2 separate regions of the Homo sapiens genome follow, and region 1 is linked to region 2. A link is an interaction called in ENCODE POLR2A ChIA-PET data of the cell type or tissue named here. Cell type or tissue: GM12878. All regions are shown on one strand.

What was found. ChIA-PET counts read pairs that join two places held together with the same protein. Peaks named below come from ENCODE experiments on the same cell type or tissue, not always from the same donor. Only the 100,000 strongest peaks of a DNase experiment are listed, where the experiment ranks them.
Region 1: POLR2A ChIA-PET joins it to region 2 with 10 read pairs; 1 of 35 experiments calls an interaction of 5 or more read pairs at or near these places.

The regions. Positions count from the first base shown.
Region 1 is chr19:30,149,182-30,157,181 of GRCh38, reverse strand. No RefSeq gene overlaps it. Among named protein-coding and RNA genes, the nearest start is that of URI1, 210 kb to the right of the region's middle. RefSeq lists an enhancer at 1-81. In GM12878, no CTCF peak of the experiment used is centred here; a DNase peak (open chromatin) is centred at 3,191; H3K4me3 peaks cover 759 bases.
Region 2 is chr19:30,026,880-30,034,879 of GRCh38, reverse strand. No RefSeq gene overlaps it. Among named protein-coding and RNA genes, the nearest start is that of URI1, 89 kb to the right of the region's middle. RefSeq lists enhancers at 3,963-4,462, 4,528-4,577. In GM12878, no CTCF peak of the experiment used is centred here; a DNase peak (open chromatin) is centred at 4,479; H3K4me3 peaks cover 379 bases; H3K27ac peaks cover 1,591 bases.

The sequences.
Region 1 (8,000 bases), 120 kb before region 2:
CAGGGTCTGAAAACAAGGGTACTCCTGTCCCCCAAGTAGGCTTCCATTGCTCTACACAAGGGAGTAGGGTCGCTGGGAAAGTCTTGGACAGGTATAGAGAGCCTCTCTAGCATCCTTCCTGGGACAGGCTGCCCAGGTTGGGCCACAGGGAAAGTATTCGCATTTCTCCTTCCATTGCCAAGCGGCCAGCGTCCACCAGGGGAAGGTGTCCACCACCAACTGAAAGTGGTCTGTCCAAAGGTCCGAGCCTAATCCGGACATTACCTGCAGAACAAGCATCCCAGGGCACCTGGATGGGTAGGTGTTCCTGCCCAGGCTGCAGGTGTCCTCCGGGCCAGGCCAAGTCCAGGTCTAGAGCACTGCGGCCATCCTCCAGCAAGTTGAGGCTGCTGGGGTGCTGGGAGCCCACTGAATGTTAGGAGCCCATTATGTGGCTGGGAACAGAGAGATGGGCTTGGCTCAAGAGAGACCAGCAGGTCCAGGTCCCTTCCAGGGAGTCTCAAGGCAGGCAGGAGACCGACTTCTCACCCAATAGGAGCCCTGCCAGCACCCTCTGAACCCCATTCCCTCATTCATTCAACTGTTATTTATTCCCTGACTGCTGTGTACCAGGTGGAGGTGTGCTGGGTGCTGGGGGACGAATGATGAGCAAAGTCAGGGCACAGTCCTGGCACCTGCTGGCCATGCCATCATAACCAGATGAGCATTTCTCAGCTCCAGTACCGCCGACATTTTAAGCCAGATGTTCAGCATTCCTGGCCTCTACCCACTGCATGCCAGGAGCACCTGCCACTTATGACAACTAAACGTGTCTCCAGACATTGCCAAATGTCCCAGAGGATGGAAGTGTAAAGTTGGCCCCAGTTGCCTGGGAACCACTGGTCTAAGGAGAAGACCAAAAGAAAACACCCCACAGGGAAGGCCACACAGTACAAGCAGAGAATGAAACGGAAGCTCCCGTTTTTGCTGGGCAGGCACACAATCCCCTCAAAGGAGAACGTTATGAGCTGGGCCCAGAGCAGAAGGAGGGGCCTGCCATGCAGGGGTTTCATGTGAAGCCCAGTTGCCTGCACTGGCTCCCTGGGGCCTCTCCCAGCCCCAGCGTGGGCCATTTGGCAGGAATCACCATCCCCAGTTAACATGTTACAGGAATCCTAGCCAGGAAAGGGGAAGTGATTCTCAAGGTCACCTGGCCCTGAAGCTTGACCTTGGATCTGGTACTCCACTCTTCTCCCCTCTTTCTCTTTTCTCCCCGCTTTCATCCTCCCTCTCTGATGCTCCTCCTTTTCTCTCCTTTCTCCTTCTAACCCCCATATGTTCTGAGGGACTCAGGACTCAAGACGAAGCAATCCTGGTCATGACCTTGGGGAAACATTGAGAGGAGGGCCGAGTCCTCGCTTGGCACAGGGCCCGGCGCGTAGTAGGTATTCAGGCGGCGCTGACGTTCTCTGTGACACCCGCGTGCCCCACTGCCTGGCTCAGCAGGACGGGGAGCAGGTGGCTGGCTGTTTTAACAGGGTATTGTGTAACCTCCTGCCCTTGATTGGTGACATGAAGGAGAGAATCAGACGCATGCTGGAAACCCACTCGGAGGGGCGCAGACCAAATCCACAGCTTGGAGTCACCATCTCTTGGCAGGCGCCAGGCAGTTCAGCCTCTCCCAAGGAGACTGTAATTGAGAGCAGCACTAGGTTATCTGTGACTGCGCATCCAAAAAAAAAAAAAAGGCAAGAAAAATAAAAATTAAAAAAAATCTGAATTGCTTAGCATCTGAATTGCTTCCCGAAGACACAGAATTTAAACATGATTAATTTTTAGGCTTTTTTGTGAATAAGGGCTGATTAAATGTTTATATTTTCCATCATTTTGCTGAAAGCGTGACTACATTATGCCAGCAGAACTGCACTAACTAAATAATATTTCTGTTACTGTTATTACATTGATTCTGCAACATTGGGAAACAAGATCTCTGCTATCATTATATCAATCCAAATATGGCATTAAGATCAGTGTGCAGACAGAAAGGGCTCCCTCCTCCTTCTCCATATACCTGGATATTGGATTTTCAACACCTGAGGAGAGGAACCCAGGGCTGGGGAGGAGGTCGCCTTCCGGAAGACATTTCAGATGATGCATTTTCCGAAAGGAGGTCGACTCAGACCTCCCTGCTCCCATCCTCCTGTCTGAGAACCTGTGTCTCTCTTGCTTCCACTGACATCGACTCCAAAGGAAATAAAATTAATCACCCCTGCCTGGAAGTTATCCTGCCTGTGAGTTACACACCGGCTTACAAAGGGTGGCTGAAACGCCCCCCATCAGGCACCCTGTCTGCCTAGTCCCACAGCTGGCCAGATTTTGATGACAAAGGTGATGTTGCTATTGTCACCCTGATACCGCGTGCAAAAATGAGATGAAATATATTTTGACTGGTTTATAAAAAACAATCTGACATAAAGTAATATTCATCTTTGATGAATCCAATATTCTTAGGGAATGATATTAGGCGGTATCTATTATATCTTTCATTGTGCTCCCATCTGCCCTTTTCAGGAGCTAAATTATGTGCATTAGTACGTAAATGGGCTAATGCCTTTCTGTATTTAGAGGACTGCACGCCGTGAATATATTCTCTGCTTCAAGAAGTAATTGGTAATTACAATGGTCATTTAGGCAATCACTGTCTCTGCTAGATTCATGTCATTCTTAAAAATAACTAGCTCTTAACCTTTGACAGAATTCTACAGAAACTGTTCATCATCGCCCACGCTTTGATTAATTTCACACATACACAAACCTGTATCAATAAAAGTGATGGTTTTACATTTGTTAACCACAGCAATTTGCCTCACTCATCAAAACAGCTTAATATCAGGTAACAGTGTGCTCCAAATCTCATTAGTTTCATTTTATAAACAGTTTTATAGTACCTTACTTGGAGGAAAAAACAGTGCATTCGAGCTGTTCTCCCCATTCAAACCATCTCTAAACCAAAGGCGCTGCGGTATTTATGGGGGTCTTTTTTTTTTAATTGGGGGGGAGGCGTAAAATAAATGAAACTTAAGAAAGATGACAGATGTTACAAAATGCAAGTTTCTCATTATTTACTTACTGTTCACCCTAAATTACCCAAGCCGCCCATTATCTGTTGTATTTGCATGTGGGCTCTACGGTTCAGAGGAACTGAGAGGAGAAGGAAGGAGAGTTAAAATGTCAGGCAGATGATGAAAAAGCCCAGCTTAGGGAAACTCCCCGGACATCCCGCAGCTCCTTCAGCCCCCGTCGTCTGCAGCAGCTCTGAGACCTGTAGACTTCACCTTTAAGGGCATGCCCTCCCAATTTAGCACCCCTTTTTATTTATGTAAAAGCTTCAACAAATAAGTGGTCGTAGGAATGCCAACAGCATGCTGTCGTTATTTGGATTTAAAGCTGCAAGGCAGACCTTCCCGGGCAAAGGGAATTAAAGAGCATACTCCATGCCTGCAAAGATAATCGAGTCCTGTCTATCGAAGGCGGGCCTCGCTTTTCCAGTTAATATAATTATATGGAATTACAGAGCCACTTGCATTATTGAGGTAAAATTAGACTTTATCGTCAGCATCACCCAAATCCCTGCCTTTTTTGAGGTTAGATGCTTGTCTGTGAAACAGGATGCATAGAGGCTTCCAGGCTAAAGTACATCCGTCAGAGATGAGGCTGATTGCTGCCCCACATGAAGGCTCTGCAGAGTCCTGTCTCAGGGCTTGGGCTGGGGTGGGTGAGCAGAGATGTGCCAGCCTGCAGGCCTCAGGGACTTCAGGGCTGGGGATGCTTATGGGGGAGGCAGGAAAGACAGGATCCCATTGAGGGGAGATGCAGGCAGCATGAGAGGGGGCAGGACTTACTGTGGCCACCCCAGACCTTCTGAGGAGGTGCCTCTGGAGGTGAGAGTTCTACCTCACCCCCAGCCTTTACTGGGTTCCCAGAACCTTCTCCTCTTGCTCTATCCACCTGCCAAGTCTGAGTGTGCTAAAGGCCAGTCCCAGCTCCCAGGTTCTCCAGATTCAGACCCTGATGCTGCGTGCTCTGCAAAGAACATGTCCATCATCTCAGCAGTCCCCTCTGGCCTTCCCCAGCCCACCCGGGGATAGCCCAGGCCACCTAGGGCAGACCACAGCCAGAGGCCCCACCAAGCAGGACAGAGTCTGAGGCCGATCAGCAATGGACTGGGATTTGGGGATCAAGGCAGAGTTGCTGGGAGAATGCCTGGCAGGCACTGGAAGGATGCTTGCAGGAACATTTCTCTTCCCTCTGTAAGGTGGAAGCGTTAGCTGGGGGCATGTACCAGGGCTGAAGTAAATCCCTGGCGAGCACAGACAGACCTGTACAAACAGACCTGTACAAGGAGGGCTTGTGCTGTGTTCCTGCTCTGTCCTCAGTGCCGTGACAGGGCCTGGCACCTAGCACACTCTCCTTTCGTGTGGCCTGAAGGAATGAATGGGCTGCCAGAGTAGCAGCCGCAGTAATGATTCCAGTGATAATAATGAGGGTGTTGGCGATGATGACACGCCCTGAGCACTAACCATGTACCTGACACTGTGCAAACATATTTCAGCCCTTTTTCATAGCACTTCTGTAAAATGAATATCATTTTTTGTTTTTTTGTTTGTTTGTTTTTTGTTTTTGAGAAGGAGTCTTGCTCTGTCACCCAGGCTGGAGTGCAGTGGCACAATCTTGGCTCACTGCAACCTCCGCCTCCCAGGTTCAAGCGATTCTCCTGCCTCAGCCACCTGAGAAGCTGGGACTACAGGTGGCTGCCACCACGCCCAGCTAATTTTTTTGTATTTTTAGTAGAGACGAGGTTTCACTGTGTTGGCCAGGCTGGTCTCAAACTCCTGACCTCAAGTGATCCACCCACGTCGGCCTCCCAAGCAAATATCATTTTTATGTCCACTTGACGGATGAGAAATTTGAGATTCCAGGCCCTGAATACTGGCTCAGCTGCTTCTCAGCCATGCTATTTAACCACTCTGGAAGTAAATGTATTCGTCTGTCAAATGGGCATATAAAGGAACCTGCCTGGTGAGGTTTGTAAATGAGATAACCCACATGACTTGCTTAGGACAGTGCCTGGCTCATGGGAAACAAGAACAGAGGCAGCTATTATGACTGTGATCATTATTCTATTACCACCCTCCTATCCCACGTGCCCATTGCAAGAGCCACACTTTCACAAATCCCTGAGCCAAAGCCCACTGGGATCCCACACTCAGGGACAGCTGCATCACAGATGAGACTCAATGAAGAATGAAAACGTGGGACCCCTTGTTCAAAAAGCAAGGGAGAAATGCCATTAAAGCCACTGAAATAAGTATTTTCCTAGCTGGGTCCAGTGGCTCACACTGGTAATCCCACCACTTTGGGAGGCCAAGGCTGGAGGATCGCTTGAGCCCAGGAGTTCGAGACTAGCCTGGGCAACATAGCAAGACCGCATCTCTACAAAAAATACAAAAATTAGCTGGGCATGGCTGCACATTTCCTGTGGTCCCAGCTACATGGGAGGCTGAAGTGGGAGGATCACTTGAGCCCAGGAATTTGAGGCTGCAGTGAGCTGTGATCACGCTACTGCACCCTAGCCTGGGTGACAGGGCGAGACCCTGTCTCTAAAAAATAAAAACTAAAGAATTCTCCTGCCTTCTGCTCTTTCTCTGGGCTTGTCATGGTGTTTTTAAATTGCTACTTAGTATCACTCTGAGGGGAAAGAGAGCTTTCACCTGGAAGGTTCCATCTCTGCAGGGGCATTGAGAAACTGGGGACATGTGTTCAGAGAAGCTGCTCCTGTCCCCACGCGGGCATGCTGACCACTGTAGGACACCCTCTCTGAGGAAGCCCAGAGATAGGGGATGGGCCAGAGCTGTGAGTCCTGCTGCTTGGCTGGGCTGGGCCAGGAGCAGGTGACGAGGCCAGCAGAGAGCAACCTCTGCTTCAGGGAGCTTGGCCGAGAAGTAGCTGGTTTTTTTGAATCCCTGGATTGGAAAAACGCTAATAACTTTCTCTTTCTTTTTTTGATACATAAAAGGCAAAGAATACGGTCTGATTCTCTCCTGTCTTCTGACAGGTATATGATAATGGGATGATTTTGTGCCTACAAAGGTCAGAGATAAAAATTCACAACTCTCTCCACACGTATATTCAGCAAGAATATAAAGATTGAAAGAAAAACAAATGCCTGCCATGGTGGGGCTTCTCCACTTTCCCCTCCCGGCCTCCCTGCCTGCCCATGTGCACACGTGTGTGCATGTGGTAGATCATGACTTGAATTTCAGCCGGAGGAGAATGAGGATGACTCAGAGCCAGTGCTCTCAACACCGCCCACTCCCCAACCCAAGTCACAAAATTGCCAAAAATGATAAAGTATAAATTAGGTCAGATGGGTTGCAAAATGGCAGGAACTGGGATTTTCACCATGGAAACTACTGGGTGCAGAATGCCACCCTCCCGGGGCTGGCAAAGCATCTGAGCTCTCCTGAGATGTGGAGGGGCAGGGACCCCGGGGAGGAGCAGGGACAGGGAGGGGCGCCATAACCACTTCCCTCCTCAGCACCCCGTGTCCTCCTGCATAGCAGGGGTATACAGTGTAGCCCTTTTCAAAGCCCTGCCACGCTTTCTTTCATCTGAACTCCAGAAACCACCTCAAGGTGGACGTTATTCTCATTGCACAGAGGACAAACCTGGTATTCAGAGAGGATGGGAGACATGCAGAAGGTCACACAGTGACAGCCCATGTCGCTCCGAGCCAGGGCTGGGTTACACCTAGAGAGCTGTGGAAACGGGGAGCAGGAAAGAATGGGCCTGGCACCATAGGGGCGAGGCTGACCTTGGGAGGCCAACAGGATCACAGTGAGCCTCTGCCCTAATCTGACCCCTGCAATCAGGTGCTCACTGGGCTCACAGTCACAGCCTCCTCCTTCCACTCCTCCTGATCCGACTTGGAATTCTCATTTTCCGATTATGTCCTAACCCCGGACGAGCCAGCAGTGACAGGCGATCGATCACAGCAATAGTGATGGTGGCACTGACACTTACTAGACACGCATCCTGGGCCAGTCCCTGTGCAAGGCACGTTGCCTGCTTCATTTTATCCATTTCTCACACCCATTTTACAGACGAGGGCTCTGAGACCAGACACAGGACCCACACGTCAAGGTGGCACAGCTAGCGCGTGTGGGGCAGGGCCTTGGGACTCCTTTCAAATGCAGAGCCAGCTCTGCGCCCATTTCTCTAGGTGGGGGCCCAAGCAACGCCTCCAACCACACGGTGGGAAAACTGAGGTGGCTGAGAGGCAGGCCTGGAAAGCAGATGGTCCTGGATTGGGGTCCTGCCACTCCTTCTCCCACCTGAGACCTCAGACTGGAGACGTTCTTAGCCTCAGTTTCTAAATCTGGATGACAGAGGTGAAATGAGACCTACCTACAGGTGGTGGGCAGGGAGAGGAGGGTAGTGGGAGGAGTAAAGGCCCTGGACGGCCTCAGAGGTTGTCATAACGAGTTCCCTGTGTGTATTGGCTCCAAGTGAGCTGGTTATTATGAAGGGAGGTAGAGAAAGGAAAAGCCCAGAACAGCATCGGTGAGCCTTGTTGTGCTCTGACCAAGCCCTCCCCCTCCAGGAAGCCTTCCCTGACCCCTTCTGGCCCCACATTCTCTCCATTCTGACCCGCATTTCTGGTGACGTCATGCCTGCCAGCATTTTGCAACTGTGTGTCCCCTTCCACCCAGTGGGGAGCTTCTTAGGGGACTGTGGATGACAAAGCTGGCACGCAGCACAGGCACTTATCACTTTGTGATTTCTAAGCCCACATGTATCTTAAATACAGAACAAACATTTGCCCACAAATTGGCCACCCTTACTTGGGGTTCCACATGACCCCAAGATCATTTTCTGCCATGCTTCCCTCTCTCCTACCTCAATCCCTCCAGCACAGGGATCCCTGCAAGGACATGTGGAAGAGGTGCCAACAAACCTTA
Region 2 (8,000 bases):
CTGATATGCTAAGTAGAGAAAACGGAATCATAAAAAATGCTCAATTAAAATCAAAAGGGGTATTTAACAGGCAAGGGATCGATAAGAGAAAAGAAACAAACAAAAAAACCCAAACAGCAGAAAAAGAGTGGAAGACAAAAACAGGAAAAAGAACAAGGGCAACAAATATAAAAACAGTAAAAATATGGTAGATGTCAATCCAACGATATCAATAATCATTTTAAATGCCAATGGTTTAAAAGTACCAATTAAAAGACAAATAAATTGTCAGAATGAACCAAAAAATAAGACCCAACTATACACTGTCTACAAAAACCTTAAAGACACATATAAATTGAAAGTAAATGGATGGAGAAAGATATACCATGCTAACATTAATCAAAAGAAAGTGAGAGTCATTATATTCACTTCAGATAGAGCAGACTTCAGATTAAGGAAAGTTATCAGGAAAAAAAAGGAGCATTCTACAGTTACATAGGGGTCAATTTTCCAAGAAGACATAGCAATCCTTAATGTGTATGCATCTAAAAACAGAGCATCAAACTACATAAGAAAAAACTGACAGAACTGGAAGGAGAAACAGATGAATTCACTATTATACCTAGAAACTTCAGTACCCATCTATCAGAAATGGGCAGATCCAGCAGTCAAAAGATCAGTTAAGGACACAGCTGAACTCATTAACACCATTTACTAACTTGATATAATGGTTATCTACAGACTACTTCATTCAATAACAGCAGAATACATAATTTTTTCCAAGCTAATATGGAACATTAACCAAGACAAATCACACTTGGGGTCATAAAACACACCTTAACAAATTTAAAATAGCAATTATACAGTGTCTGCTCTCACATCACAATTGAATTAAACTAGAAATCAATAACAAATATAGCTGGAAAATCTCCCAAATACTTGGAGATTAAACAACACACTTCTAAGTAACACATGGATCAAAGAAAGTCTCAAAAGAAATTTTAAAATATTTTGAACAAAAATAAAAAATACAACTTATCAAAATTTGTGGGATGCAGTGAAAACAGTGCTTAAAGGAAAATTTTTAACACTGAATGCATATATCAGAAAAGAGAGATCTAAAATTAATCATCTAAGCCTTCACCTTATAAGAATAGAAAAAGGAGAGGAAATTAATTCCAAAGTAAGGAGAAGAATAAAAATTTAAAGCAGAAATCAATGAAATTGAAAACATAAAATCAGTAGAGAAAATCAACCAAACCAAAAGCTGGTTCTTAGATAAATAAAATCAGTAAGACAAGCTAACTAAGAAAAAAGAGAGAGGACACAAATTGCTGATTTCAGAAATAAAAAAAGAGAATGTCATTACAGATCCCAGGGAGATTAAAAGGATAACCAAGAAATACTATGAACACGTCTATGCACACAAATATGGTACTCCTAGAAAAAATGGACCAATTCCTTGAAGAGCACAATCTACCAAAACTCACACGAGAAGAAACAGACAATCGGAATAAGACTATCTCTATTAAATAATTAATAACTTTCCAAAACACAAAGCGCAGGCCCAGACAGATACACTTATGAATTCTATGAAACATTTAAGGAAAAAAAAAAAATACACCAATTCTCTCCTATCTCTTTCAGATGATAGAAGCACAGGGAGTACTCCCTACTTCTATGAGTTCAGCATTACCATATGAAAATCAGGCAAAGACATTACAAGAAACTACAGACAAATATTGCTAATAAACACAGATGCAAAACTCAAGAAAATATTATTAAACTGAATCCAAAAATGTATGCAAAGGATTATATTATACACCATGACCAAGTGAGATTTATTCTAGGTATGCAAGGGTGGTTCAACATTTGAAAATCAATGTAATCTATCACATCAACAAGGTAAAGAAGAAAAAAATCACATGATCACATCAATAGATGAAGAAAAAGCATTTGGCAAAATCCAACACCTGCTAATAATAAAAACTCACAGTAAACTAGGAATAGGGTGAAGTTCCTCAATTTAATTTTTAAAAATCTACAAAAACCCACGCTAACATCATACTTAATGGTGAGAAACTTGAAGCCTTCCCACTAATCAGGAACAAGGCAAGGATATCCCCTCTCACCACTCCTTTTCAACTTCATATTGCAAGTCCTTGATAATACAGAAAAAGAGATAAAAGGTATACACATTTGGAAGGAGGAAGCCAAACTGTCTTTGTACATAGATGACAGTCATCTTTGTAGAAAACTGGAAAGAATCAACCAAAAAAGAAAACCTCCTGAAACTTATAAGTGATTATAGCAAGGTTACAATGGTCAATCACTTCCCTATACACCAGCAGTGAACAAGTGGAATTTGAAATTATAAACACAATACCATCTACAGTAGCACCCTCAAAATGAAATACTTAGGTTTAAATCTAATAAGTTATGTACAAGACTTATATACAAAACTCTGACAAATGAAATCAAAGAACTAAATCAATGGAGAGGTACTCCATGTTCATGGACAGGAAGATTCAACTGTCAAGATATCAGTTCTTTCCAACTTGATCTATAGATTCAATGCAATCCCATTCATAATCCCAGCAAATTATTTTGTAGATACCAATAAACTGATTCTAAAGTTTACATGGAGAGGTAAAAGACCCAGAATACCCAACACAATATGGGAGGAGAACAAAGTTAACTGACATTTTCAGACTTCAAGACTTACTACAAAGCTACAGCAATCGAGACAGTATGGTATTGATAAGAGAGAAACAGGTCAATGAAATGAAACAGACAGCTCAGAAACAGAGCTACATAAATACAGTCAACTGATCTTTGGCAAAGGAGGAACGGCAATGGAATGGAGCAGAAAGTCTGCAACAAATAGTGCTGGAGCAACCTGACATCATATGCAAAACAAATCTAGACACAGACCATACACCCTTCACAAAAACTAACTCAAAACTGGTCACAGACCTAAATATAAAATGCAAAACTACAAAACTCTAGAATATAGGAGAAAAATCTAGATGACTTTGGATTTAGCAATGGCCTTTTAGATATGACAGCAAAGGCATGATTCATGAAAGAATAAACTGATAAGCTGGACTTCATTAAAATTTCTGCTGTGTGAAAGACACTGTCAAGAGAATATAAAGACAAACCACAGACTGGGAGAAAATATTTGCAAAAGGCATTTCTGACAAAGGATTGTTATCTGAAATACACAAATAAGTATTAAATTGAACACAATAAGAAAACAACCTGACTAAAAAAGGGGCCAAAGTCCTTAACAGACACCTCACCAGAAGACACACAGATGGCAAATAAGCATCTGAAAAGATGATCCATATCATGTTTTATCAGGTAAATGCTAATTAAAATGACAATGAGTTACCACTACACACCTATTAGAATAGCCAAAATCCAGAACAGTGACACCACCAAATATTGGCTAGAATGTGGAGCAACAGGAACTTTCATTCATTGCTGGTGGGAATGCAAAATAGTACAGCTAGATTGGAAGACGGTTTGGCAGTTTCTTACAAAACATAGTCTTACCATATGATCTGTCAATCATACCACTTGGTATTTACCCAAAGAAGCTGAAAACGTATGTCCACACAAAAAGCCACACACTGATGTTTATAGCAGTTTTACTTGTACTTGCCAAAACTTGAAAGCAACCAAGATGTCCTTCAGTAGGTGAATGGATGAACTGCGGTACATCCCGACAATGGAATATTATTTTCAGATCTATCAAACCATGAAAAGACATTATGGAAACTCAAAGGAGAACGAAGCCAATCTTAAAAAGCTAAACATTATGTGATTCCGACTACATGACATCCCAGAGAAAGCAAAACTATGGAGACAATTTTAAAAATCAGTGATTACCAGGTATTGGGGCATAGGGACGGATGAATAGGCACAGCACAGAGGATTTTTAGGGCAGTGAGACTACTCAGCAACTATAATGGTGGATATGTGTTCTTATATATTTATCCAAAGCAACTGAATGTCCACCAAGAGTGAATTCTAATACAAACTATCAACTTCGGGTGATGATGTGGCAATGGATATTCAACTACTGTGGCAATGGATATTCAACTATTGTAACAAATGTATCACTCTGGTGGGGATGTTGATGATAGGGGAGGCTATGCAGGTGTGGGAGCATGGGATATATGGAAAATCTCTGTACCTTCTGCTCAGTACTGCTGTGAATCTAAAATTGCTCTTAAAAAACAGACTTTTAAAAAAATTAGACAAAATTATCAAAAACAACTACTTTTCACCTCTGAGTATTGACCAAAACATAGGACAAATGGAGAAGTGTTTATTCAAGAAAACTACTGAAAGTTGGGTAAAAATGATGACAGTATGTGGCATTGTGACCACTCTCCCTCACCCCAGCTCCTTCAGACAATAGTTCTAACAGGGTGGGACAGCTTGTAAAACCAGAAGCATTTATACTGTAGGGAGCTGACTCAATCTGAAACAACGTGGAAAAACCCAACGCCCAGGGGCTTTGTTAAATATAGCAATTTCAGTGCCAAACATAGGAGAGGTCCACATACATCATAGATGACCTGAAGCTGAAATACTATAGCTGGGCCAAAAAAGAGATCAGAAGAAAAAAATTTTCTGCCTGGAGATTTAACAGAAACAATCAGGAAGTGAGACAATCATAGTCCTTGATAAGCTTACATTTTGAAAGGTAATGGGCATATTAGGGTATGAACATGCTGAGAGACCAGAGAAGGCTCTAACTATATACATACCCCCAGGGAAGACTCGTAAACTGCATAAATTTTCAGTGTGTTCCTCAAACAAAACAGAGACTTTGACAAAGGATGAAAGTCTTACCAAAACAAGATGCCTAAGTACAATCTCTGACCAGTCACCAGCTGATCACTAAGATATATTGATCCAAGGTGACCCATAAGTAGTCAAACATAACTGAGGAGAGACATCAGAGGCCACACGCTGTAGAGAAAAACTCATTATTAATCTTGGCCAAGTCATAAAACAAACAAAAAAAGGGACAATAACCCCTGGCAGGAGAGTATCAGAAATAAATGCTGTTACAATGTATTATTTAAAATGTCCAGTTTTAAACAGGAAAGTATGGCTTATCTAGTATAAAAAAAAAAATACTCAGTATAAACAGAAGCTATTTCCAAGGGTTCCCAAATGTTGGACTTAACAGACAGACTTCAAAGCAGCCAATAAAAATACATCTTCAAAGAACAAAAGAAAACCGTGTTTAATCAAAGCATGAAAACAATGACTAATCAGAGAACACTTAATAAAGAGATCAACATTTTTTAAAAAATGGAAATTCTGGAGTTGAAAAGTAACTAAAGTGAAAGCTTCATTAGAGGGACAACAGCAAACTTGAATGCAGAAGGAAGAATCAGTGAACTCAAAGATAAATCAATACAAATTACACAATCTGAAGAACAGAAGTGAGAATGAAAAATGAACCAAGTAGGAAATCTGTGGGTTACAATCAATACCAACATATGCATAATGGGAATCCCAGAAGAAAAGAATAGTGAGGGCCATACAAGTTTTGACATCTTTTGAAGAGTCATAGAAGTTTTTAATGTCTGAAAACATTCCAAATTTAGTAAGAAGTATAAATCTGTATATCCAAGTATCTCAATAAAATCCAAGTAGAATAAACATTAAAATATCCACACCGATACACATCAAAATCTTGAAAGCAGCAAGAGAAAAATGGACTTATCATGCACAGGGGAACCCCAGTAAAATTAGCAGCTGACTTCTCAAAAGAAACAATGAAGGCCAGAATTAAGTGGTATAACATACTCTACTGTCAAACAAGAATTCTAAATCCAGTAAAACTATCCTTCAAAAAAGAGGACAAAAATAAAGATCTTCCCAGATAGACAAAGAGAATTTGTTGCCACCAAAATTTTTTTTACAAGATATGCTAAAGCAAGTACTTCAGGCTGAAAGGAAACACCACCAGATGGTAACTTGAATCCACATAAAAAATTAAAGTACCAGTAAAAGTAATTATGTAGGCAAATGTAAAAAATAGAAAAAATACTCTTTTTAAGTTTTCTTCTCTTACTTAAAAGATAATTGCATGGAAAAATAATGAACCCATATAGTTATAAATAATAAACCTGTACTGTTATAAAATATATTACAATAATAGGACAAAGGAAAAAGAGACTAGAGCTATGCTGAAGCAAAGTCTGCCAGAATTAAGTTAGTATTATTCTGACGCAGGTTATAATGTTACAATGCATCCTATAAACTCTAGAGCAACCACTATAAAATAACTCATAAAAAAGAGTAAAGCTCTCTTCTACTATGTGAGGACACAGGAGGCCATCTGCAGCCCAGGAAGAGAGCCCTCGGCAGGAACCAAATCAGCTGCTAACCTTGACTTCCCAGTTTCCACAAATGTAAGAAATAAATTTGTGGGTTTAAAAAAAAAAAAAGTACAGTTTCTTTTTGTAAAGGAATTCAAAGTTTATACTAAAAGATTTATTTAACATACACAAAAAAAGGTAACCAAGGAGGAACAGAGGAACAAAAAAGACATGACATATAAAAAATGACTAACAAAATGGCATGAGCTATTGATATGTAAATGAGCCATATCAACAATTACATGAATTAACACACATTTCAATAAAAAGACAGGCTGGCAAAATAGACTTTTTAAAAACAAAATTCAACCACATGCTGCCCACAAGATACAAATGCTAAAAAGGATGAAAAAAGAGATACCACATAAGCATAACCATAACCAAGGTGGAGTGGTCATAATCATATCAGACAAAACTGACATAGGCTTTAAAATTAAAATGTTACTAGAGAAAAAAGGGACATTTTGTAATAATAAAAGCTTCAATTAATCAGAAGATATGACAATGACAAACATATATGTACCTAACAACAGAGAAAAAAATGCATGAAACAAAAACTAACAGAACTTGAAAGGTAGGACTATTTAACAATAATAGTGTAAGGCCTCAGTATCCCACTCTCAATAACGGATAGCACAAGTAGACAAAAAATCAGCAAGAATACAGAAGACAACAATAACAATGACCTTGACATGACATCAACAGAACACTCCATAAAACAACAGAATACGTATTCTTTTGAAGCACACACAGGAGAACATATGCTACCCATTTTTAAAAAGTCCTAATGAATTTTTAAAAACTAAAGACATAATAAATGTTTTCTCCAGACACAACACAATTAAAGCAGGAACCAACAGAAAGAAACTTGAGAAACCCACTAATATTTGGAAATTAAACAATACATATTACAGTAACCCATGAGTCAAAAAAGACATCTCAAGAGAAATTAGAAAATATTTTTAACTACAGAAAAATTAAAACAAATCAAATGTCACTGGATGCAGCTAAGGGTTAGTGCCTAGAGGTCAATTTATATCTTTAAACACCTACATTAGAAGACAGTAGTCTCAAATCAATAGATTAACACCTTTAAAAACTATAAAAGGCAAGGAAGAAGAAAGGAAATAATAAAGATTAAAGTAAAAGTCACTGGAATAGAAAACTAGAGGAAAATCAACAAAATCAAAAAGTTTCTCTGAAAAGGTCAATAAAACTGACAGACCTATAGTTAGAATTACAAAAAATATAGGACAAAAATTAGCAAAATCAGAAGGAAATCACAGGCCAGGCACGGTGCCTCACACATGCAATACCAGCACTTTGGGAGGCCAAGGCAGGAGGATCACTTGAGCCTAGGAGTTTGAAACCAGCCTGGACAACATAGTGAGACCCTGTCTCTACAAAAAAAGTAAAATAAAAAGGAAATTGCTGCCAACTTAAGAAATTAAATGGATTATAAAGGAATACTTTGGACAACTTTATGATGACAAATGCAATAATTTACATGAAATGGACAAATTCCTACAAAGAGTCAAATTATCAAATGGACTCAAGAAGAAATATAAAACTTAAATAGACTTAAAATAAGAACTTTAATAGCAATTA